2 separate regions of the Homo sapiens genome follow, and region 2 is linked to region 1. Evidence: read pairs that join two places in POLR2A ChIA-PET (ENCODE). Cell type or tissue: GM12878. All regions are shown on one strand. Each heading gives the region's core, and the rest is flanking DNA. Links, peaks and the distances in the headings are about the cores only.

The links. Peaks named below come from ENCODE experiments on the same cell type or tissue, not always from the same donor. Only the 100,000 strongest peaks of a DNase experiment are listed, where the experiment ranks them.
Region 2: POLR2A ChIA-PET joins it to region 1 with 10 read pairs; 2 of 35 experiments call an interaction of 5 or more read pairs at or near these places.

What each region holds. Positions count from the first base shown.
Region 1 is chr4:113,891,945-113,904,049 of GRCh38, forward strand. ARSJ (arylsulfatase family member J) reads right to left here. Exons shown (of 2, transcript NM_024590.4): 2 at 8,340-11,731. The coding sequence ends at 10,330. Among named protein-coding and RNA genes, the nearest start is that of ARSJ, 82 kb to the right of the region's middle. In GM12878, for the core only: no CTCF peak of the experiment used is centred there; a DNase peak (open chromatin) is centred at 7,667; H3K27ac peaks cover 1,341 bases.
Region 2 is chr4:113,803,364-113,815,468 of GRCh38, forward strand. No RefSeq gene overlaps it. Among named protein-coding and RNA genes, the nearest start is that of CAMK2D, 48 kb to the left of the region's middle. In GM12878, for the core only: no CTCF peak of the experiment used is centred there; no DNase peak of the experiment used is centred there.

The sequences.
Region 1 (12,105 bases), core at 6,185-8,684:
TTTCATAATGAACTGATCACAACAAATAAATCTTGATGAAAAGCAAGATTTATTTATGAATTGTAAAGAAAACAGAATAATTTATAGTAGAAATAATGGTCAAAAGGTGATTAGAGGGAAAAGGAGAAATATAGTATATTAATAACCTGAAGTTCATTAAAATTTTTACTTTGTTTTTATTAAGAATGAGTAGGCAAAATTTACAAGTGAAGTTAGATAACAAATAGCTATTATTTCTTCAAAGTCAGTTATCTTAAGACAATTAAAAATAATTCAAGGCCGGGCGCGGTGGCTCACGCCTGTAATCCCAGCACTTTGGGAGGCCGAGGCGGGTGGATCATGAGGTCAGGAGATCGAGACCATCCTGGCTAACAAGGTGAAACCCCGTCTCTACTAAAAATACAAAAAATTAGCCGGGCACGGTGGCGGGCGCCTGTAGTCCCAGCTACTCGGGAGGCTGAGGCAGGAGAATGGCGTGAACCCGGGAAGCGGAGCTTGCAGTGAGCCGAGATTGCGCCACTGCAGTCCGCAGTCCGGCCTGGGCGACAGAGCGAGACTCCGTCTCAAAAAAAAAAAAAAAAAAATAATAATAATAATTCAAAATATATGCTACAAAAATTCTCCCATAACACAGTGTTAATTAGGTAATATGACAAATGCATCAACACCTTAAAATTAGTGGAATATGATTTAATAAACTACTTTTTGCTTGAAAGGATTAGTGTAGTTTGATAGAAAACAGTGCTACATCTCTTTATTCACAAGTATTTAAATTTTATATTAATTTTACTTACAAAAATGATCATGTATATAAAATAGGAAAAATGCAGGCAATCAGAAAATGATATTCACTAATATAACTCATAATTCACAAAGCACAGCCTTGTATATTATTTTATTGTGCAGGGTAGTAACATGAATTCACTTAAAACAAATTGGCATCCTGTCAGTATATGCCTTTTTCCACTAGGAAACATAACAAGACAAATGTTTGAGCTGCAAACACATTTTCTTATTTAATAGCCACTAACAGCCATAATTAGTTCTTGGAAACTGTAATCCAATCAAGTGTGATTATAATTAAATATATACACACAAAGATAATTATGAATCTTTCTGGCAATAGTAAATAAAGTTATCTATTGTTGAAATATGATCACTATTTTTGACTATTGGTAAAAGTATTAATTTCTGGTCAACAGTCATTTTCACTCTTAGATTAGGTTGGAATATAAGTGGCTATGTGGAAATATGCATCCTAGTATAAAAGTTTGCCCAAAGATTTGTTTAATGATAGGTACAGAGACTCTAATTTATTAATTTCAACATATGAGTTTGGTTTTTAAAAATATTAAAGAGATTATAATTACTGAACGAGGGAGGAGGGAAAATAAAGATGACAAAGAGAAAAGAGCCAGAGAAGCAGGGAGAGGTGAATAGGCAGAGGAAATAGGGATGGGGTGGAGTGGAGCAACGCAGAGACAGACAAGGATAGTCACTGCAAAGATAAGAACAATAGAGAAGAATTCAAGGGGAATAATGTTACCTCCATAGAAGACCCTATAATCAGAAAGCCATAAATATGGGACCAACTATTTTTTAATTTATTTGATAGGAATTGAGGTTAGACTGTAATATTGGACATGACTCAATTCTGAATTCAATGCATATGCAGATTTTATTGCACTTACCATTCAATATGATTATTCACATCACCTTTGTTTCATAATTTAATTTTAAAAAACTGGATTTGAACTATTAAAAATTATAAAATTAATTACATTCAGCTTCAACCTGTTGAAACAAACCTGTTAGCATGACCCCTGCTGGTAGTCATCTAAACATGTATTGGGGTTGGATATTTAGGTCCCAGGAATTTCTGCATGTTGGTTAATATGATTTAAAAAAAAAAAGAAAAAGAAACATAGAGTGGGTAAATTAGGCCTTTTTGTTCTGTGTTTCATGTTAATTGTGTGCAAGACACTCTGCTAGGCATGTATTAGTTTTATTCCTGGATTTGGGCAAATATCTGGGAGTGGAATTGCTATGTCATATATGTATATATATATGTATATATATATGTGTATATATATGTATATATATGTGTATATATATGTATATATATATGTGTATATATATGTATATATATAGACGTATATATATATGTGTATATATATATATGTGTGTGTGTGTGTATATATATATATATATATATATATATATATATATATATATACACTCCGGTAGTGGTGAGAAGTATAACAAACACAGGGAAGTACATAAACTCTAGCTATATAGCTTAATGAATTTTAGAAAACTGAACATATACCCACAAGCAGCACGGAGATAAAAACATTAGCAGAACCCCAGAAGCCCCACTTGTGCCCCTTCTAGTAACCCCTCAACACGTTCCCCTCAATAGAATAACACTCCATTATATGAGAATATCACAATTTATTTACTCATTCTCTTGCTGATGAATAATTGAGGGTGCTTTTCAGTGTTAGGATACTATAAATAGTGCTTCTATGAATTATACCTTCACATAACTTTTGGTGAATATCTATACAAGCATTTCTCCAGGGTATATTCCTAGGAATGAAATTTCTGGGTTATAGGGATATAAATGTTAAACTTTCATTGATACAGCCAAAACGTTTTCTGGTGTGGTTATATTAGTTTACACTCTCACCAACACTCCCACTCAGTTGTTCCACATACTTACCAACACTTAGTATTATCTTTTTCATTTTAGCCTTTCTGATATAAATGTAGTGGCATAGCATTACGATTTTAATTTACATTTCTCTAATGCCTAATGATTTTGAGCACATTTTCATATATTTATTGTGCATTTGTGTATCACCTATTGTGAGGATCCTTTCCATTATTTTCTCTTATTGATTTGTAGGAGTTCATTATATATTCTGGAGACTTTTTGCTATATTTACTGTGAATAATTATTCTAGCCAGTGGCTTGCATTTAGCAGCTTTTCTGAGGAATAATTTACATGTCATACAGTTGCCCATTGTAACTATACAGTTCAGGGATTTTTTTAGTACATTATGCAGTTATGCAATCATCCCTACGATTCAGTTTTAAGGTACCTCCTTCACCCTGAAGTTTCCCTCATTCCTGTTTTCTGTCAGTACATGCTCCAACTTCCATCTGCAACCACTGATCTATGTCAGAAAGTGAATATTCTCATGTTTCTGCATAGTTAGGACTTTCTGACAAATGTTACTGGCACCTGGGTTAAAGGACAAGCTTGGATGTTAAAGGGTGTTAGATAGGGAATTATCTGTTCTTAAAGAGTAATAAAACTTCTGTCAGAGCCAACAGCTTGCATTTTGGGGTACTTTCCCCTCTCTTTTCTTCAGAACATTCATTTACAGTCCAAAGGATTGTAAAAGACCAGGGAGCAAATGTTTCTTAGGAAGGGAGGAGAGGGAGGACATTTTATATATATATATTTCCAGATTCATAATTTTAGGTTTCCTCTCCTATGATGCGACCCCTGTACATGTAGTCCTAAACATGTGGCTCTCCTTGCATCACCTGTGCGACACTGCTGCAGTTATTGCTGTAATGAACAATGATGACTCTGAGTTCCAGAAACTTCATGCTTGCATTCAGGATAACAAGGAATAAATACAGATCATAAAAACTTACCAAGTTTACTGACAAGCATGAGATCCTGTTTGAAACGTGGTTTTCTGAAAGACATAGAGGATGGCCCCCAGGCTAACAGGATTTGAAAGAAGACAGCAAGAGCCAACAGCAGACAGATGGAAAAGATTGGAAGACAATTGTTGGTCGAAGGCTGGGGGTAGGTTGGAACAAGCAGCCCAAATGGTTTTAGGTTTTAGAGAAGGCTTTTAGTTTTTGCCCTCTCTTCCTAGCAAGAGAAGAAAGGATCTAGGAATTCTCAACGTTGGGCTTTGGGTGGGTGGGTAGAGAATGTGAGAAATCTATGTTGTTCACTCTTCTATGTAAGAGAAGAAATACCCAAGGTAGGCTTTGGATAGGTCCCGAATAGAAGTTACCTTGTTCACTGCTCTCTCTTCTAGGCAGAAAGAGAAAGGATTAATTAGTTCCCAAAGCTGAAGCAGGCTTTGGACATTGCAGCTGCTAAACTGCTTGGACCTGAAGGGAGCGGTATCTCACTTACTCAGGTGGGAACACTTTGTTGGCTTCCTGATCGCTCACTTCCACTCTGATCTCAGCTCCTTGAAGGTTTTGGGGTGGGGCTCAGGCCTTCTCGTCACCAGAAGGCGGAGATAGCTCTACACACTCATCGCTTTATGCTGGGAGAACTTTGGAAGGGAGGAATTCACTTGCTGATACCTCTGTTGGACATAGGTATAATGTGCCTAGTTCTGTGGCAGAAACGGATGTGGGACTCAGGTATGGAGAAGGGTGCCAAGAAAGTAAAATGCGGAGTTATGGTTGCATATGAGTTCAGAAAGAAATAGCCCTAGCACAGCCAGGATGCTGAGAAGTGCAGAGGCAAGGGGCCAAATAAAAAGGTAAGGGGAAAAACCTCTCCACCCACCCGCCTCACCTAGTCTCCACTGCCACTGCAGCCGCCATTGCTCCCAGCTGGGAGAGAGCAGGATTCCTCAGCAGCTGTGACCTTAATCTCTGAAACACTATGTTAACTGTTAGGACTTAGAGCAAAACTTGGAGAAAAGAAAAAAAAAAGTTTAGTAAAACACTGTATTGTTTTGTTGCTACTATGTCTGACTGTATAGTAGAAATAATTGCAGGACTTTTTATGCTTGTAATTCCCCACCTCATAGGTGCTAGAGGGGATTATTTAATTAAGAATAGCTACAGGTAGATAAGTTTTAGTGGGATTTGCCTTAGAGACAGAATAACTCTCTGACTGAGGACTTAACGCTATTTGCCCAAAGGGAGCCTCTGGAAATTCTGGTGATGATGACATAAAAAATATGGTTTCAGATACTAAATTAAATCAAGAGTTTTTTAAAAACCTTGGTTATAAAAAGGTTTTTTTCTCACAGTTGTTTAGGATTTAGAAGGTCAGCTGAAGGTATTCCCTGTTCATAATTCTCAAAGTTGAAGAACTTTAATTCTTAAAGCATTGTTTCTAGAGAGATTAATATGACCGAAGTGATATTAAAAATTATTTTTGGATTTTTATACTGAAAGACAAATTTTACTTTTCTTTGATTATGCAATAAGATGCTCTCTACTTATTATTGGCTGAAGAATTTCTACAAAGAGTGGATAGGTAGACATTTCTAATAAGACTTTGTTATTCTCTTGTTTGTTTTTCAATTATTGGGATTGATTTTATCTAATATTGCATAAAACATCTGACAAAAAATGTTATAGGATTGCAGTAAATTTGAGCATAAGGCAATTTCAAATCATAGATATGAAATTGAAAGTTAGATAAATATGTTCAAATCTACCTAATCCCCAAAGGCAACATTCAGGTTCTGTGCTTTAAATAATACCATGTTTAACCAATGAATCAACCAAATTCATAGAGATGCTATGACTAGTAAAATATTTAAGAAAAATATATCTTTAAAAAAAGCAGAATTTCTGCTCTGCCAAATTGGAGAGGTTTGTAATAAAATACCCAAGGATGTGAGGTATATTCCATTTGGCTTTATAATTCTATGAAGACATAGAGGTTTATTTTCTAATTATATTTTTTTCCTTTCACGATTTGGTACAAAAAATTATTGACAATTTAAGCCCTCATCTATTTTTTTCTGGGAACTCATTTAAGCTAATGTATTCTGTAATATTCCAAGTAGTGTTAGAATAATCATGTTCTATCCTGTTATGTAATAAAGATGATAGATAAAATTTGCTCTCAATTTTGTGTAATTTTTGCTTCACTTTTGCTGTAACACCCTGTTGCTATAACTATACATTATTAGAGTTAGTTTTTTATAGTGTTAGAAATTTCTGCATTTCATATCATTGCTGTTAAAGGTATTAAGGATGATTAGTTCTATTTTTCAACAATGAAATCCCTGTACCAGAAATAGAAAGTGGAAACTTAGGCAAATGTGGTTGAACATATGGATAAATGTGATTATCTTATGTATTCACTCAAAAACATTGAGTGCTAAGTATAAGTAGGACATCATTTTATATACTGGCCATGCATATGTAAACAGAACTTACAGAAGTCACTTTTCTTAAGAAGTTTATATTCTAGGGGAATGAAACAGACAACAAGGAAAACTTGTGAGTAAACTCTGAAGGATATTAAATGCTAATGAGAAAGATCAAGCAGGAAAGTGGGGTAGCCATGGTGGGAGGATGGTGGAGATGAAGTGTTTGATTATTGGGTTCATGGCTGCATCTTCTAGGAGAATGTGCACTACCACCTGAACGTAGGGGCACTACCCGAAGGCAAGGACTCTGCGTGATGTCACTTGCCATCACATCCCGATGCACACCATTACATGGGGCACTTAACAAATGCTGAAAGAATGGATGGATAAACTTGGTGTAGAATGAATCCTCCCCTTATCCTGATCTACTCTTTTTTCACACTACTTTATATGGTATATAATGTTATAATTAGTTATGTTTATTATTTATTGTCTGCTTCACTCAGCTAGAAGATAACCTGCCCAAGGGTAAGAATTTTTATTCATTTCATACACTGATATATCCCAAGATCCTAGAACATTGCCTGAGAGAGTAAGATTCAGCAAGTATTTGTTGAATGAATGAATGAATTCTATGAAGTCATTGTATGAAGAAACAATTTAGCTATTAGTTTACCATAGAGGAATTGTGCTGCTTTTGGCAAGGAAATTTTTTCCTGCCAACATCACACATTCTGCTACTGACAAATTCACAATTTGTATGTTCAAAAATGGTATGAATAAAATGCTTAGGAAGCTGATCCTGATGCAAAATTCATGTGCCTTAGAAAATCAAGAAACACCTGCACTTGAAAATACATAGCATTTTTAGTTATATTAGCTTAAACCTGGAAACAACCCAAGTGTCCATTAACATGTGAAAAGATAAAAAATGGCATATCTATATAATAAAATACTGTTCAGTAATATAAAGAAATAATGTGGAGATGTGCGCACTAATATGGTATATTCTCAGAGAGGAATGTTGAAAGTACAAAAAAGTATTATTATTCAACTATCAATGACAGTGTTCCTCTGTTCTTAAGAATTTTAAAAGGGGTCTGGTCAAGAAAACAAAAATATCCATTCAATTTTTAGAAAAAAGGAAGAAAGAGTATGTAAAAACAGATGAAACAAGTTCTTTAGTTAGACTTGAAATTTGACAGACCTGAGGTAGATGTTTTCACTGGCTGAAAGGTACTACAAATATTTTTGTTGTTGATGTTTTCATTGGAAAAAAGTTTTTATATCCCTTCTCAACCCAGAAACATAGCCATATTCAAAAATTATTTTCTGACAAAGCTAATGAGAGTTTCTTTTGAAACCCTAAGAAAGATCAGAGGTTTAAAAGAGGTGCAGTTGACACTTGAAAGAACCACAGGCAGCCTAGAAACACATCCTGAAGATCACAGTTTAGGAAGCTAACACCTGAGAATGAATTCCTCATATTAACATGGCATCAGTGATTAGGGCACAAAACTCAAGGACACAGTGTTTTCCTTCCTGGCCATCTTGAAATCCCTAGTGATTTGCTGCCAGCATTTTTAGAAACATTTTTGTTCATGACTTATACATGACTATTAGATTATATTTTAATTTCTTGAGGGCAAGACACTGAGACTTCTTGTAAACCACATCCTGCCTAGAGCCCTGGGCAGGTGGCAGGTACTCTCTAAAACAGTGATCAACATCCATGAAGCCATTTCCAGTAGAACACTGTGGGCTAAATTATTTTCACTGAGAAGATTATAATCATTTATAGAGAACTTAGAATTACATCACAATAGGTGATGCCTACTGGTATTTCTTAATCCTAATTTGCCTCTTTGCTTCTTTTTTTGTCTTTCTAGGAACTTCTAGAAGATTCTATGTTTACACTATGTTTCCAATAACAGTATAGTTCCTCAGAACCCTAGTCCTGTGCATTGTGCCACAGACAGCAGTTTTGTGGTGAAATTATGAAATACTGTATAACATTTTCCTTCTGTCAGGGTTACAATACAAGCTAAGATTTTAAAAACTCCTCTAAAAGAAAAACCTGCATTAAAGTGACTCCTTTGACGTTCTTTAACCCAGCATCTCCCAAACTTACTTTCTTCAGAACTCTTTTTTAGTGTAAAGATGTCTATTTTTAAAAAATGTATAAGATGCCATCTATTTTAAGACATGTCATTTATGTGCCACCAGGAAAGAAAAACATGAACAATATGCCTTTATTTTTAAGACTCATTTAAAAGATACTGTCGACAAAACACAAACTTTAGGAAATACAACTTTACACTATAAAATAAAATGGAGCCATATATTCTAGAAATAAAATGTTAAAATTAAAATCATTTAAATCATCTTACCCAATTTAGTAATTTCAGTACTAGATTATAGATTCTTTTATACATTTTCAGAAACTGTGAGCTGTGATATAAATGGATTATATCACAGTCCTTTGAGTTGTGATATAAATGGATTATATCACAGTCCTTTGAGCTGTGATGTAAATGTATTTAATGGTATGCTGTCATACCACCACACACATTTTCAGATCACAGTTATAACTTCAAAGATCATAATTCTAGCTATCTGTGACTTTTCAAGTGTATACTGTAAGCTTCAAGGCCTCTGCATTAGGAGAGGGCACTTCAAAGAAAACACCAGGGTCTACAGGATCCACACCAATCTATGCTCATTGATGACCCATGATAAACTTCATTACTGATAATACTCCTTTAATTCTCCTCATGACGTTTGCATGTGGGGTTTCCAAGCAAGGTTACCTACTCCAGGCAGGATCCGTATCTTCCATTTCTCTGTATCTCCCCACAGTGTCCACTTTGTATAAGAGTAAGTTTATTACTTTTAATGGGAAAAACCGCAACTAGTTTTGCACCAACCTAATATAAATGTTAGTTATTATTATGGGAAAATCTTTCTCCATGTCATAGCCAAGGGGAAGCATCTATCTGTAAAATCATATTATATTACTGTGGTTGTTAGCAAACCATTCCTTCAATTGCCTATTAGTAAAGATTTTTATTTTTTAGGACCAATGATACAATTTTAGCTAGAAGTTAGATCAGAAAAGCCACAGTAAATTTTCTAGTGCCATAAAGTAAATCATTTTAATAATTAAGATACATAAATAGTTTATGATAGAAACAATAAAGTTGTCTCAACTCTGCACAAACATTGAATTTCCAAGTAATTTGTAAGGAATATATTCATCTTATTACATTCAAAATCTTGGTTGAACAATGACGATTATAAAGTTTTCTGAATGATGTTTTTTATAGTCTGAATTCACACAGTATTACATTAATTTATAGTATTACAGTGCTTGGTAATTTGAAGAAATGAAATAAAATTATTCTAATGGTATGCAGGAAATAAAAATAAAATAAAGTCATTTGCATAACTTTTTATAAAAACAACAAAATATTTTTCTGTAAAAATAAATTAGGTTTTTTATACTGAAATGTTCTTCTAGTAAAGTGTTTAGAAAATAGTTACATTCATTGTGGGCAGTGTGCTCAAACATTCTTATTTGCCATTCCCTCACGCATGGTAAAATGAGGTGCAAGCTGTTCACATGTGAGAAAAACAGCTTTTCACAGGAAAAGAAACATATATATATATATAAAATAGAATTAATTAAAAAACCCAAGTGTCATATGACAGACATACAAAAATTCACCAAGAAAATATATTCTTCAAGGCCTTTGAGGTGACACAATCTTTGACTGTAATTTATCAAAGGTAGTTTTAATCATGCTACCCTGTAACTTCCATCAAATTAGCATGCTTGCGGATGGTATACCCTGTAACTTCCATCAAATTAGCATGCTTGCGGATGGTAGGTTATTGTTCTCCTCCTATAATTCAAAGCAGTGTTTGGTCAGTTGACTGAAGCACAGCAGTGGAACTCAGGACTCACCACGTTTTCTAAAGGAGCAAGAGAAATAAACATCTCCACTCTCTCTAAGTGTGGCTTGCAAGAGTAGCACCTTGGCACTGAGCAGGACAGTTTTCAGTGTGGCGGCCAGGTGGCAGAAGTCTCTGGAGTGGCACAGCATGAAAACAAGCCTGACGCTTAGGCCAGCGATATTATCGAGCCAAATTTGCTGGTTTACCTAGGAAACAGATGAAAGATAAGAACTGATTAAAGTTTAACCAAACAGGAAATATTTGTGCTTATCCACAAGTAACACCTGAATGGCAAGTTGAACCTGAGACTGCTTTCTGCTGTTTCTTCTTCTTTTTTTTGCTTTTCTTTTGCTTTTTCTCAGCCTGATTTTTGCTTGGCTTCTTTTTCTTGGTTTCCTCTTTATACCATGGTCCCCAGACCCCTCCATTGAGCCTAGGGTTACTTCTGGGGTCTTTGGGGGGATACCTGACCGGCACTGCAGTTTTGTTGAACTGTGAGAGCCTCCGTAGGAGCTTCTTCACGATTCCTGGATACCTGTTAGATAGGTCCACCCTCTCATATGGGTCGGCTGTGATGTTGAAAAGCCATACACTTTTGCCAGTTGACAAGGTGATCCGTTCATTGTGCCACCGGTTCGGTCCCAGGTTGCTGAAAGACTGAGGGGGGACCCAGTCGCTGTAGCCAGGATTTCCTGTAAGCAATTTCCAGTGCTGCACTCTGATGGCTGACTGGATTGCAGTGTTCCAGATCCCATAGCCTGCTGCCCAGGAGCCATTTTTTGCCTTGGTGTATATGGGGTCAATGTTATGCAAAATATCTACTCGGGGTGAGCGAAGACCCTCACTTATGGTCTCCCAGATATCATAGCCATCTAGTTGAATGTCCTCATCAATCTGTCCTTCAGCCAGTGAAATGAGAGTGGGGTACCAGTCAGTGATGTGCACAAGTTCCTTACACACTGTTCCCTTGTTTTTCAGAAGTGGGCTATGCACAAAGCCTACAGCCCGGATCCCTCCTTCCCAATATGTTCCTTTGCTACCTCTGAGAGGCCAGTTACTCCCTCCTGCCGTAGGCTGGCCACCATTATCTGAAGAGTAAATGATAATGCTGTTGTTATAGAAACCATAAGTCTTTAGAGCCAATGTCACGTTGTTGATTGCTTCATCTAAGCAGGAAAGCATGGCAGCATATCTCCTCCTGTTTATGTTGATAATGGATCGGTAGTGTTCGAAATACCTGCCAGGAGCTTGCAGTGGTGAATGAACAGCTTGATAGGCAATATATAAAAATATAGGCTTTGTGGGGTTATGGGAAGCTAAGATTTGCTGTACTCTCTGAGTGTACATCTGTGTGGAGTATATGCCATTGTCATAGTCCCAGGCAGCATTGTCGTTTTCATACAAGTCATAGCCACACATCCCAGGACTGTCACATTTGTAGTGTGTATAGTAATCCCCACTTCCCAAAAGGGAACCAAAAAAGGTATCAAATCCTCTTCTGGTGGGCATGCATTCTTTTCTGTAAAAACCCAAGTGCCATTTTCCGACCATATGCGTTGAATATCCAACCTCCTTCAGTTTCTGAGGTAGGGTGGCATTGTCCAGAGGTAAACAGTTGGGTTGGGTAGGTCTTATGATAGAATGTTGAAGTCCGGTGTGTATCTGATACCTTAAGAAAAGAGAAAAAAATTGTTATCAGGGCAGGATAAAAGAGATATTCTACATAAAACAATGATCCCTAAATTAAAAAATGTTTCTATGGGCATCATTGTTAAATTATAATTGACCCCAATGATAAATGACCAATTCAGCATTTCTGCTCTTTACTCACAAGTCTTACTCTAATTAACTTCCTATTTAACATTTGAAATGCATTTCAATCTAAGCCAGTACTTTTGAAAGTAAAATTTTGCCACTTATCTCGAAAGTCTTTTTGAGACGGAGTCTTAGTCGTCACCCAGGGTGGAGTGCAGTGGCGTGATCTCGGCTCACTGCAACTTTCACCTCCCAGGTTCAAGCGATTCTCCTGCCTCAGCCTCCCCA
Region 2 (12,105 bases), core at 4,117-6,616, 91 kb before region 1:
ACCATGTGCCCAGTTATACGTGAAGAAATACTCAGAGTTTTAGTAACATTTTTAAGCAAAATGAGTAGTACATTTAGGAACTGGAGTCAAAATTGTTATCTTATTGATTTCAAAGTCCAGAGTATTTACATTGCAATACATTGCACTCCTATGGTAATAAAAAAATAAGTTTAAATGATCTGAGGAAGCACTGGAACAAGTCAAAGAATCAATATTAATAAGATTTTTTTTCAAAATGAGCTAGGTTGTACTTTAAGAGGTCATCCCAAACATGAATGTACTATTTGTATTTGTAGATTAGAAAAAAGCAAATGTAGAAGGATGACAGGATTGTGTAGATAAATATTTCATATAAATCCTACCCATAAATACTAGAAATTAATACATAAATTTTGTTTGTTCAAAAAATTTAAAAAATTAAATGAATTTAAATTTCCAGCAACAAATATTTAGAAAATAAGAGTACAACATTATTCAGAGTGGCATAAGAAATCAAACACCTATCATGAAATATGAAATGCCTATGATCAGCAAACTACCAACTTCAAGAGGACAATCATAAGAGGAGTGATATACCATGCTCATAGTTTCAACGACTATATTGTAAAAAAGCTAATTCTTCTTAAATTGTTTTATAGCAAAACAATTAAATTGATTCCAAATCAATTAAATTGTTCGAATTGATACAATTCATTCCAAATCTTAATTTGAATGCTTTTTGAGTGTGTGTGTATGTTTGTGCAAATTGATCATCAACTGTTATAAAATTTACATGGAAATGAAAAGGTCCCAGAATGGCCAAGATTACCTGGAAGAAGGATAATAATTTGGAGGATTTACATTTAATGTGAAGATCATAAACCTACAATGTGGTATTGGTGCAAGGTTAGCCAAGTAAACCAAAGGTACAAGTCTAAAAAACAGACCAACACACACATAGTCACTTGATTTTTAATGATGGTAGTGCTTCAGGGCAATGAAGAAAATGGTACTGGGTTATGGTACCATTTTCAGTAAATGGTACTGGGTTAATTGGATATTCATATGAAACAAAGTGAATCACAGCATACACAAACATTAGTTTGTAATCTAAATGTGAATTTTAATGCAATAATCTTTTAGAGGAAAGCTTAGGAAGAAATTTCACGAATTTGAATTTGAGATCGGCAAAGATTTCTCTAAAGCAACACCATGGAAAGATGGTTAAATTGGACCACAAAAAATTTAAACCTTCTGTTAATCAAAAGACACCACTAGGAAGTGAAAAGACAAAGTGGAGGCAATATTTACAACATTTACAACGGACAGGAAACAGGTATCCAGAATCTGTAATGAACTTCTTACAAATGAATAAGAAAAGACAGGCCAATAAAAAAAATAGGCCGGGGAAATGAACAGGTACTTCATAAGACGATATCCTAGTGGCAAATAAATAGATAAAAAAGGTAGATTAACCTCATTGGTAATCAGAAAAATCAAAACAACACACCTAAAGAATGATTAAAATTAAACAAAATTAGACTGACAATCTTAAGCATTGGCTTATTAGTCCATTCTCACACTGTTATAAAGAAATGCCTGAAACTGGGTAATTTATGAAGAAAAGAGGTTTAATTGGCTCACGGTTCCACGGGCTGTACAGAAAGCATGGCTGGGGAGGCCTCAGGAAACTTACAATCATGGCAGAAAGTGAAGCTGGCACATCTTACATGGCCCCAGCCAGAAGAAAGAGAGTGAAGGAGGAGGTGCTACACACTTTTAAACAACTAGATCTTGTGAGAACTCACTATCATGAGAACAGTGAGGGAAAAATCTGTCCCCATAATCCAGTCATCTCCCACTAGTTCCCTCCTCCAACATTAAGTTTCACAATTCAACATGAGATTTGGGTGGGGACCCAAATCCAAACCATATCAATTGGCAATAATGTAAACTCATAGGATTGTACTTTAGTGAAATCACTTTTGAAGACTCTTTGGGCATTATTTACTAATGGTGAACACATGTTTACCAATGACCCAGAAATCCTAGGTTTACAACGAGCAGAAATGGAACATATGTGCACCAAAATAAATACATTAAGATGTCCATAGCAGTATAATTTTAATAGCCCAAAACTGGAAACAATTCAAATGTCTACCAAAGTAAAATGGGAAAATAAATATGCTACAGCAATGAAAAAAGATTAAACTACTGCTACTCAAAACAACACATTACCCTACAAACATAATCCTGAGTGGCAGAAGCCAGACATAAAATAATATATTCTGTATGATTTTATTTATACAGCTCAAAAAGAGGTAAGAATAAATCTCTGGTGTTGGAAATCAGGATAGCAATACACCTTGACGAGGAGGAAAGGGGGATTCTGGGATTTTGGAGTTGGTCTATTTCTTGATCCTGATGGTGGTTACATGGCTATTTACACTTTGTGATAATTCATTGAGCTGTATATTTATTTGAAAATATTAACACTTATTTAAAAATATTTAAAAGTCTGATTAATGGAATTGGATATGTATTTTTTAAATCTAAAATGTTAAAGGTCCAAAAATTAAATGGAGTGAATATTATAAAATGAATTTTAGGTTACACAAGCTTTTATTGACAATTATATAGATCTGAGCTCTGAGAACAAACTTCTTAATAAATTTACCAATGCAAATATATGGATGGGGCATGGAAATGATTACAATGACTAGAACAGTATAATATCTTTTGTGCAGAAGTAATAGGTGATTATAAGAAGATGTTATTATAAAAAAATAATTTATAGGCAAAAAACTAGGTGCTGGTGATGTTTCATTACATTTTAAATATCTCAGAAAATAAAAATTTTAAATTAGAATACCAGATAATTATAATTCAGGAACCTGATTTTATAGCATCTCTACAACTCTCTCTTCCTATATGAAAATTTATAATCTGGTTTAACTGAAGAATAAAACTATATAATGGCCAGCAATTTAAGACTCCTATTTGCATAGGGCGTTTTATCTGAACAAAGATGACAAGACTATGTATGTAATTATTAGGATCTGGAGAGCATCCTAAGAATAAGGACAGACCCAACTCTGTTCCTGATATAGGGTCTGAGATGGCAGCAATGAAAACCTGCTCTGTTGCAGCTATCTTAAGTCTAGTTAAGCACAGAATAAAGGAGCCAGTCAATTCATTTGCATTTTATTGTCAAATGTCAATATTTCTTTTATGTGTGACATAATTAAGAAGGGAGTGTGTATCTTCTATATGTTTTATTTACTGTGATTATACCTAATGCATTAGAGTAAGTGATCAATCAGATGTATGACACCTATATCCACACTGTCTTAAAAGAATTAAAAGTCCATGTCAACATCAATAACTAGTATTGTGTTAATTAGATGAATGGGAGGTAGTGGACTACAAGTCTGACACTTGGCCTGTAATCTTGACCATTGTCTAACTGTGTCCACAGGGACAGATCAATTGACATCTGTAAATCTAATTTTTCTCAGTATAAAACAAGGGTATTAGGCTCATTTAAAGAAATGTTTTCATCTGCTCTATAAAGCTATGTGACAGCTGATAATAGGTTTTTACTACCAAAAAGGAAAAAAATTACATAGTCTGTCACTGCCTCACAGCTTTCTAGATCACTGTAAGAAAAATAGAAAGAACATTGAAATATTGGACCTGAAGTCAGGAAATAGAAAATGAATCTCAGTTCTATTCTTACTAGCTTTGAGATGATGAGAAAGTCACCACACTTCTTTAAGCTTTAATTTTGTTCTCTTTAAAACTTTTACCTCTAAAAGCACTCACTTCAGAGCAGGATCCCAAAAATTGTTAACTCAATCTCAATACAACATATTTACAAGTGAAAAAATGTATTCTTTTGTATTTCCCCCCCTAGAAGGTTTTTGAGGAAATTTACATCATCCTTACCAGCTTTTCTACTCTTTACTAGCTTAATTTATCATTATGGATAAGAATTAGATTCTACCTCTCTTTGATTTAAGTCTCTAAATCTTCACATTTTCAAATTTGGTGAATATTTCTGGTATCTAACTTTTCCCCTCATGTTATAGCATATTCAGTGAGATGCATCATTTTAGGTTACCCATTTTTCCCCTGTAGCAAACTCAGGACTACTATTGCATGCAATTTGTATAATATAAGCTTTGATACATGCAATGTTCATTTTTTTAAAAAATCTCTAACTAAAAGCATGTTAAAGTAAATTAACTAGCAGAAACTTACTACAAATGTGCTGGAAGCCAGGATTGCAGCAAGGAAGTTGATGGAATTGTTCCTTTGGTTTAGGATATTGGCTGCTCTGCGGACAAATCACAATTTCTGTCTCTCATTTAAATTCTTGTGAGATAATCTGATTGGTGTCACTCAGCCAATAGACTGGATGCCCTTCAGTCAGAGTCCAACACTGGAATAAAAGCTGAGATCTGGGTGGTGGAGTAAGTGACAGAAATAAGGCTGTATGAGATGCCCAGGAATAGTTGGATGGGACGGTACCTAGAAAAAGGGGCCATGAATAGGAGTATATTCTCTGAGGAAGGAGTTCAGCAAGTTATCATGTCTTTATGTGCCCACTGTCATGCAGTGCAACATGAAGTTGAAATGTGTTTATAGTTTACCCAAAGCTAAAAATACAAGGATGCTAAAAATGATAATTGTAGACTATTTGTGATGTCTGGATTGCAAATTTCAACTCTGACTACATATGTTTTAGAGTTTAGATAGCAAATTATTTCTTACTGTAATGATTCTATGTTCTGCCATACATGTGCCATTAATGATTATATCTTCCACATTTATTTCATTTCATCATGTAAGAAATTGGACACATATACATAAATTTCTAAGTTAAAATTTATCTGAGACTTTAAGGTCTTCTGTCTTTTTTCATAGGATTTATTAATTTTGAAGAAAGCATAAAGTACTTCAAATTTAAAAGGACATGGCTAAAAAACTAAATGAACTATATGTATCTGAATTATTTCTTAAACCAAAGGCCAATTTAAAGTGATAGTCTAAGTTGAATATATTACTTGCATTTATAATTTTACCAGTATTCATATATATGTGCATCTAGTATCTGTTTGATTTTGAAATATAGGGAAATAAAATGAAATTGATTTTTTTAAGTGTGTAATAATATGCCACTCCAAAATAAGCCACTTTGGCGTGAGGATTATTTTGAGCTAAAGGCACCTAAAAAACAGCAAGTACAAGAAGGTCACTCTGACCTCCCCTTTTTTTTCCCTAAAAGCAGGAGACAGAACTCCCATATAGAAGATATTCTCATCATTCTAGAAAGAAAATAACATTCTCATTAGCAGAGATGGGGACTCAGAGTTGAGAAAAATCTGTACAAACAAACCTTGTTAAACTAACCCTTATCTTCCTAGTTCCCTTTTCACCATTAACTACCCTAGCCCAAGTCCTTCATCTTGTCACATTTTCGTAATTTACTACTCAGTGTCCAATTCAATATAGAAGCATTCAACTCTAACTCCTTCTTTGGGTCTTTATTTCCACATGATGGCTTCCATGTCATGTAAAACTAAAATTTATACTCAGTAAATGTGTATACTTTTCTCCTGTTATCTATCTTATGTCAATTAATTCTCAGGCCCAGCTGAAAACCCTAAAAAGGTAGAGATAAAATTTTTGCCTTCACTAAACTGTTTTTCTAAGGATGGTTGTGTAAAAAAATTTTTTTAAAATTATATGTGTGTATGTATATATATATATGTATCTCCACAGTTTATCACCAAAATGTTGGCTTCCATTATCCAATTTAGACGTGACCTAAATAACTCCAATCAAAAGAGCAAAAAAAAAAAAACAAAAAAAAAAAACAAAAAAACCCCTTCTCAAAGAAAAAAAAAAACTAAAAAAAAACTTTTCTCATAGCTACCAGCTAACAATGATGGCAACATTTTGCCTCCTGTGTTGCCCTTTAAAAGGGCAATAGAAAAAGGCGTTAGAGTGAAGGAAGAAAGCTTGCTGCTGAAAGACAGGAATGCTGCTTACTGTAAGCCTGGACAGCCCTAGTTTTCTCCATTCCGGGTCATGCTCTGAAGTGGGGCTGATGGCGAAATGTCACATCACCAGAGTACCCGCCTAGGGGAAGTACACCATGCTCATCACCCCATCAGAAACTTGGCCATTCCCCAAACTAGCATAATCTTAGTGAGGCATTTCCTGGGCACAAAAGTGTCTCATCTGCCACACCAAATTTGCAGATGCAATTTTTCCCCGTGTTTCCCTTGAAAAGAGAGTAGTAGTTATGAAAGCCACCAAGAAGCATAACATTCCAGGGAATATATATTTTTTCACTCAAGTGCTTTGAAAAAAGGTCTTAAGGTGGGTGAATTTAGGAAAAACTATTATATGTCAGAATAAATTATTACATGAATCAGAACTCAGAGCATAGTGTCCGAATTACTACTGTTAGGTATAATTGTTACAGATTCCAAGTTTAAAAATACATTCTAATTTATTCCTTTAAAAAATTTTTTTTACATAATTCTTTGTGACTCTTTTTTGAGAAAAAAGAAAAGATCTTTTCTGCCTTTAGAGTAATACATAACAGAAAACCTTTTGATAGTTTTGAGAAATGGTAAGCATAATATCCAAATTACAGCAGTTCTCATTATAATGGCACTGAATAATCACCTCATTAGTAGTGATTATCTTGATATTAACAGCAGTTCCCGACCTACAGATTTTTTTTGGCAAATGTTTAGTATGATTTGCAACAATGTGCAAACATTTTTTACTATATATTTTTTTACTTCTCAGTATTGAAGGAATTAGTTGGATGAAGATTTATGAGATATTGGATAATGTGAAATGTATTGACTGTCAGGAATCTTGTTTCAAGGAACTGCACTCCTTAGGAGTATGTGTGTGTGAGTGTGTGTGTGTGTATGCGTGTTTGTGTGTGTGTGTGTGTGTATCTTTCTTCATCATTTATTTTCTTGCATTATTATATTCTGAATCAAATTGCATTCTGGAAATGAATACTAGCATTAGGAGAAGCATTGCATTTTGATGGTGAATGATTTTGCAGAAATTATACACGGTTGATGGTAACTCTGTCAGTATTGTTGAAGTGTTTTCCTATATTTAAAATTTTAAGTTAGCAAATATTGAGAGTCAGAAATTCCTTATCCTCCCATTTTCCACTGTGTGTTTGTTTAAAACCCTCACTTCAATAATCCAAATTTCCCTTTGTTCATTGCCATGAAAGGAATAACTTGATGAACAAAATGAGCCAACATTTTGTCGACTAAAGACATTTTTCCCTTTTTGTGTGCCATCATTTTTCTTAATTTAAATAACAAAGCCATTTAACTGGATACTTTTTAAAATTGAGAGATAAAAAGCACTATTTATTAGCTTTAAAAAGTATTGCTTAATTCTTTATCCTCGTCTAACAAAAGATGGCTCTTTTGCCTTGGTCAATATTTTAACACACTTCTTTATTATGTTATTATTTGTGATCTGAATTAAGTAAGAAATTTGCAAGAAGAAAAAACCTCAGAGGTTAAAATATTTGATTGTTGCGTTTTGAACACATTTTAAACATGCTAGTTGTTAGAAGCAAAAATCAAGAATCAAACCTTTATTCTTTGAAAACTACTTAAAATAAAATGTTTTTATGAGTCAAATTAGTACTTTGGAAAGGACTCTGGAATGCTTACATCATACATAAACCACAGAGTCATCGCCACATTGGTTGAAATGAATACTTATTGTGTGGAAAGTGTTTTGGAACAAATGTGTTAGAAAAATGCATTTCAGGGAGATAGCTGGCAAAGCAACTTAGTGTTATATAATCAGGACTTCTCCTTAAATGCTTTTTTATTCTACCTATTCTATTATATAAAATCTAAAAATGTCTCTTTGAAGAACCAATTCATTATATTTCCTTTTATACTTCTTTTGGATATAAGATGACAAGAATATCAAAGTTCTTGAAAATAGGGAACATCTCAAACATAGCTCTTTAGGTGGTTTCACTAAAGATTAGGTAACATTCTGCCAACTTCAGAAACCCATCTGATTTAGAAAATCATCCCATGGCAGAGTAGTCTGTATTCATGATGACAGAATTCTCTGAGCTTCCCTTTCACACCTTCTGCTTCCTAGTTTCTTGTGACATTTTTTTGAGGAAACCTAGCAAGAATAAAGTTCAACATAGGAAATCTAAATGATGAATCATATGATGCCTTTTAGAAAAGAACCAATAGTTCCTTCTAGAGGAAGACTATGACCAGGCTATTTGCAAACAGGGTGTCATAGACTGTTTGCTTTCTTTCATCTCAATGATACAAGAAATATGAATAAATGCTGGTGATATTTCAGGAACAATTAGCAAACACTAAACTGTTTAAGTGTTACATGTAAGCAAGGAAGAGATCACAATGCCAGAGGAGATCCCACAAGATCAATGCTTTCTAGATGCTTTTATATTTAACAAACTGTGTGGAAAGCAGCATTAGAACATTGAAGCCTATCTGTTATATACATTTATAAATTAAGTTGAATCGTAGTTCTATTGATGCAGACAATTTGTCAGCATTTAAAAATTAAGACTTTTGGTACACTAGTAATAAAAACACAACTTGTGCTCTGAAGTGAAAAGTTACAACATTCAATCATTGATTTTCTGCCTCTTGTTGGAATGAGACTGACTGAAGTCTGAACAATGCTGCAATTGAAACATCAGTTCTCACAAAATACATCCCGTTTCTCCCAGGGATGAGCATGTCGCTCCAGGTCTGGGTTTTCTTACTTTTTTTTCAATGCTTAAATATTCCTCTGTCAATTAAAGGATGGATATGTGCTCAAGTAGGCAAGTAGGCATGGCAAAATTGCATAGAAACCAGACAGAACATTAATATTCCCACAAAGCAGCAAGAGAGAACAGGGAGCTTTTCCTGCTTTGATTAGTTACAAGAGTTGTGGCAAGATGTGCTTTAAATTATTGGTTTCTCTTAATGTTTTCTAGTTCTCTATCATTTTCTTTCTATTCTTCCTGGGGACAGTTTTATACAAACACAAAAAACTATAACAACAACAAAAAAAACCTACCCAACCCCAAACTCTGATTAGGCTGACGATGTTCTTTAACTCAGTATTTTGATTTCTAATAAATGTAATATTAAAAATTTTCCTTTGTACAGCAAATTTACATTAGGGATTGGGCATAGGCAGCATTATTATCTTCATTTTGATTTTTGGAACATTTCAGAAGATTCTGATACTAATTGGATAATAATAATAAATTCAGAGTAAATTTGTGCTTTTGGTCCATATGATGCTCAATATGCTATTGCAATTTAATATCCATTAAATTATATGATTTTTCATTTCTTTCATTTTATATATGAAGAAAAATAGGGCCCCTCCAGACATTCATTCTTGTTGAGAAAGGGATAGTTGAAGTATCATTCAAAATATACATAGTTCTAACACTTAAATTACTTGCTGAAGAAAAACAATCATCCACCCGAGCAACCAACCAACCGGCCAACCAAAAGACCCTTTGTGAGAATATTAGAATGATTATTTACTGGTGTGTGAACTCTATACAAGGAACTCCAACTCCTGAACCTATTTCTTTATCTCCGAAAGAGAAATAAAAATTATAATAGCATCTACCCTATTGAATCGTTGTGAAGAGTAAATGAGAGAAGACATGCAAAGTAAGTGATACACAGTTTGTGTTATGGACTGAATGTTTGTGTTCCCCACAAATCATAGGTTGATTCCATAACCCCAAAGTTACAGCATTTGGAGACGGGGCCTTTGGGAGGTAATTAGGGTTAGACAAGTTCACAGGGGTAGGGCCCTCATGATGGGATTAGTTCCCTTATAAAAGGAGACACCAGAAAGTTTTGTTCCTTCTCTATTTCTGTGTGTATGCAAAGAGGTTATGTGAACACATGCGGAGATGACTGTGACCTACAAGCCAAGGGAAGAGGACTTAGAATAAAACCTACCTTGCTGGCACCTTGATCTTGGACCTTCCAGCCTCTAGAACTGTGAGAAATAAATTCTCATTGTTTAAGCTGTTCAGTATATGGTATTTTGTTATGGCTACCTTAGAAGTCTATGTTAGCTAGGACGATGATCATAATCATGATCATGGAATAAAGTTATCTAGACTATGTGAAGGCCCTAGTCTCCATTGCTCCTTGATTCGTTACTTTATTATGCTAATTAATGATATATTATAAGATTCTCTGAGAGGAAGTACTTATTTTATTTACTCTTCTATCTTCTGCAATGTATAATACAAGTTCTGTGTACAGTAGATGCTAAAATTACAAATAAAAATCTGACTTTATGCTAACTTGAAGATTTGATTAGATAGGATTTCTTCATGATCTACCCCACAGCCATTCTCTGTTTCTACTTTGTTATTATCTTAGTCATACTTTCATACATATTATAAACTAATTTTACATCAAATTTTATAGAAAAAAGATGTGTGCCATATTTTCTGTGTGTGAATTTGTGTATTGCATTTTAACTGCAAAAAAAAGATGTATGCTCTTTGGCTGCAAAAAAGATGCATGCTCCTTTATCAGGGTCAAATGAAAATAGCTGCAGTTGTCTAGATGTGAATGCATGGCAATGGCATACACAAGCCTTGGCTTATAAAACGTTTTTTCTTTGGATGATTACAGCCTACCTGCAAAGCTGATTGAATTTAAATAATGGAGGAATAAATATTCTAAATATTTCATTAGCTCCTCACTGTGTAAATGATAGAAATGAAAAGCTATGTCCTATCTAATATATGGGTGTGGTAGTAGCAAAAATAAACAATTAGATGAAAGTGCCCTATTTATAGAAAAACTGATGTGCCTCACTTGTATAAAATGTGACAGTAGATTATGAAAATATTTTTATTCCAAATCTCAATTATGGCTAAAATCAAATGCTCAATTTTTTTGCCCTTGCTTTCCTACTTTTTAATACCGGCTAAGTCCAAGATTATTGTGGGCTAAGAAAGAACTCATCAGGAGGCCTGTGTTCTCACCAAAGAATATTCAACTAACCATCAATAGTTCACTATCAGCAACAACCACCACAAGCATAATATTTATTGGAGGTTTTCTGTGAAAATGCACAATGAAGGGCTATGGAGATAGAAATTTAATTTTCATAATAGTTCAATGATAATTATCCCCATTTACACATAAGAAACCTAAGGTGTAGAGAGATTAAATAACTTGTCCAATTTCACACAAACTACAAATTGATTTCAACCGGGACTGTGTGTTGGTAAATGCTATCCACAAAGAGCAAGCTGTCTAGTACAGAAGGCAAAATGTGCATATAAAAAGTTCTCAGAAAGAGGCCAGGCATGGTGGCTCACTCCTGTAATCCCAGCAGTTTGGGAGGCTGTGGCAAGTGGGTCACGTAAGGTCGGGAGTTTGAGACCAGCCTGGTCAATATGGTGAAACCCTGTCTCTACTAAATGTTGTGGTGGCGGGTGCCTGTAGTCCCAGCTACTTGGGAGGCTGAGGCGCGAGAATCGCTTGAACCTGGGAGGCAGAGGTTGCAGTGAGCCCAGATTGCACCACTGGACTCCAGCCTGGGTGACAGAGCGAGACTCCATCTCAAAACTAAATAAACAAACAAACAAACAAACAAATAAATAAATAAAATCCAACAAAGAAGGCAGGGATTTTGCTTATTAGTGTTCCCATTGCTGGAAATAGCTCCATCCAGGCCACTTAGAACCAGGAATACTGTATTGGGCAGCAATATTCTTTTCTTCTTTTCTCTTTGCAAATATGCATAGAATACAGCTACAGAAAATAATTAAATGGGAAATACATGTTTAGTAAATTTGTGAATTATATGTGTAAATTATAATGCCTTCTAAGCAAATCTCAATGTAGACAGGCATTATAGCATAGTGATTAAGACCACAATCATAGAAGTCAATCTGCTACTTATTAGCTGTGAAGCCTTGGGCAAGTTACTTACCCTCTATGGGCATCAGTTTTCTAACCTATAAAATGGGTATAATAATGGTACCTCCTTATCCAGTTGTTATCACAGGATTAAATGAGG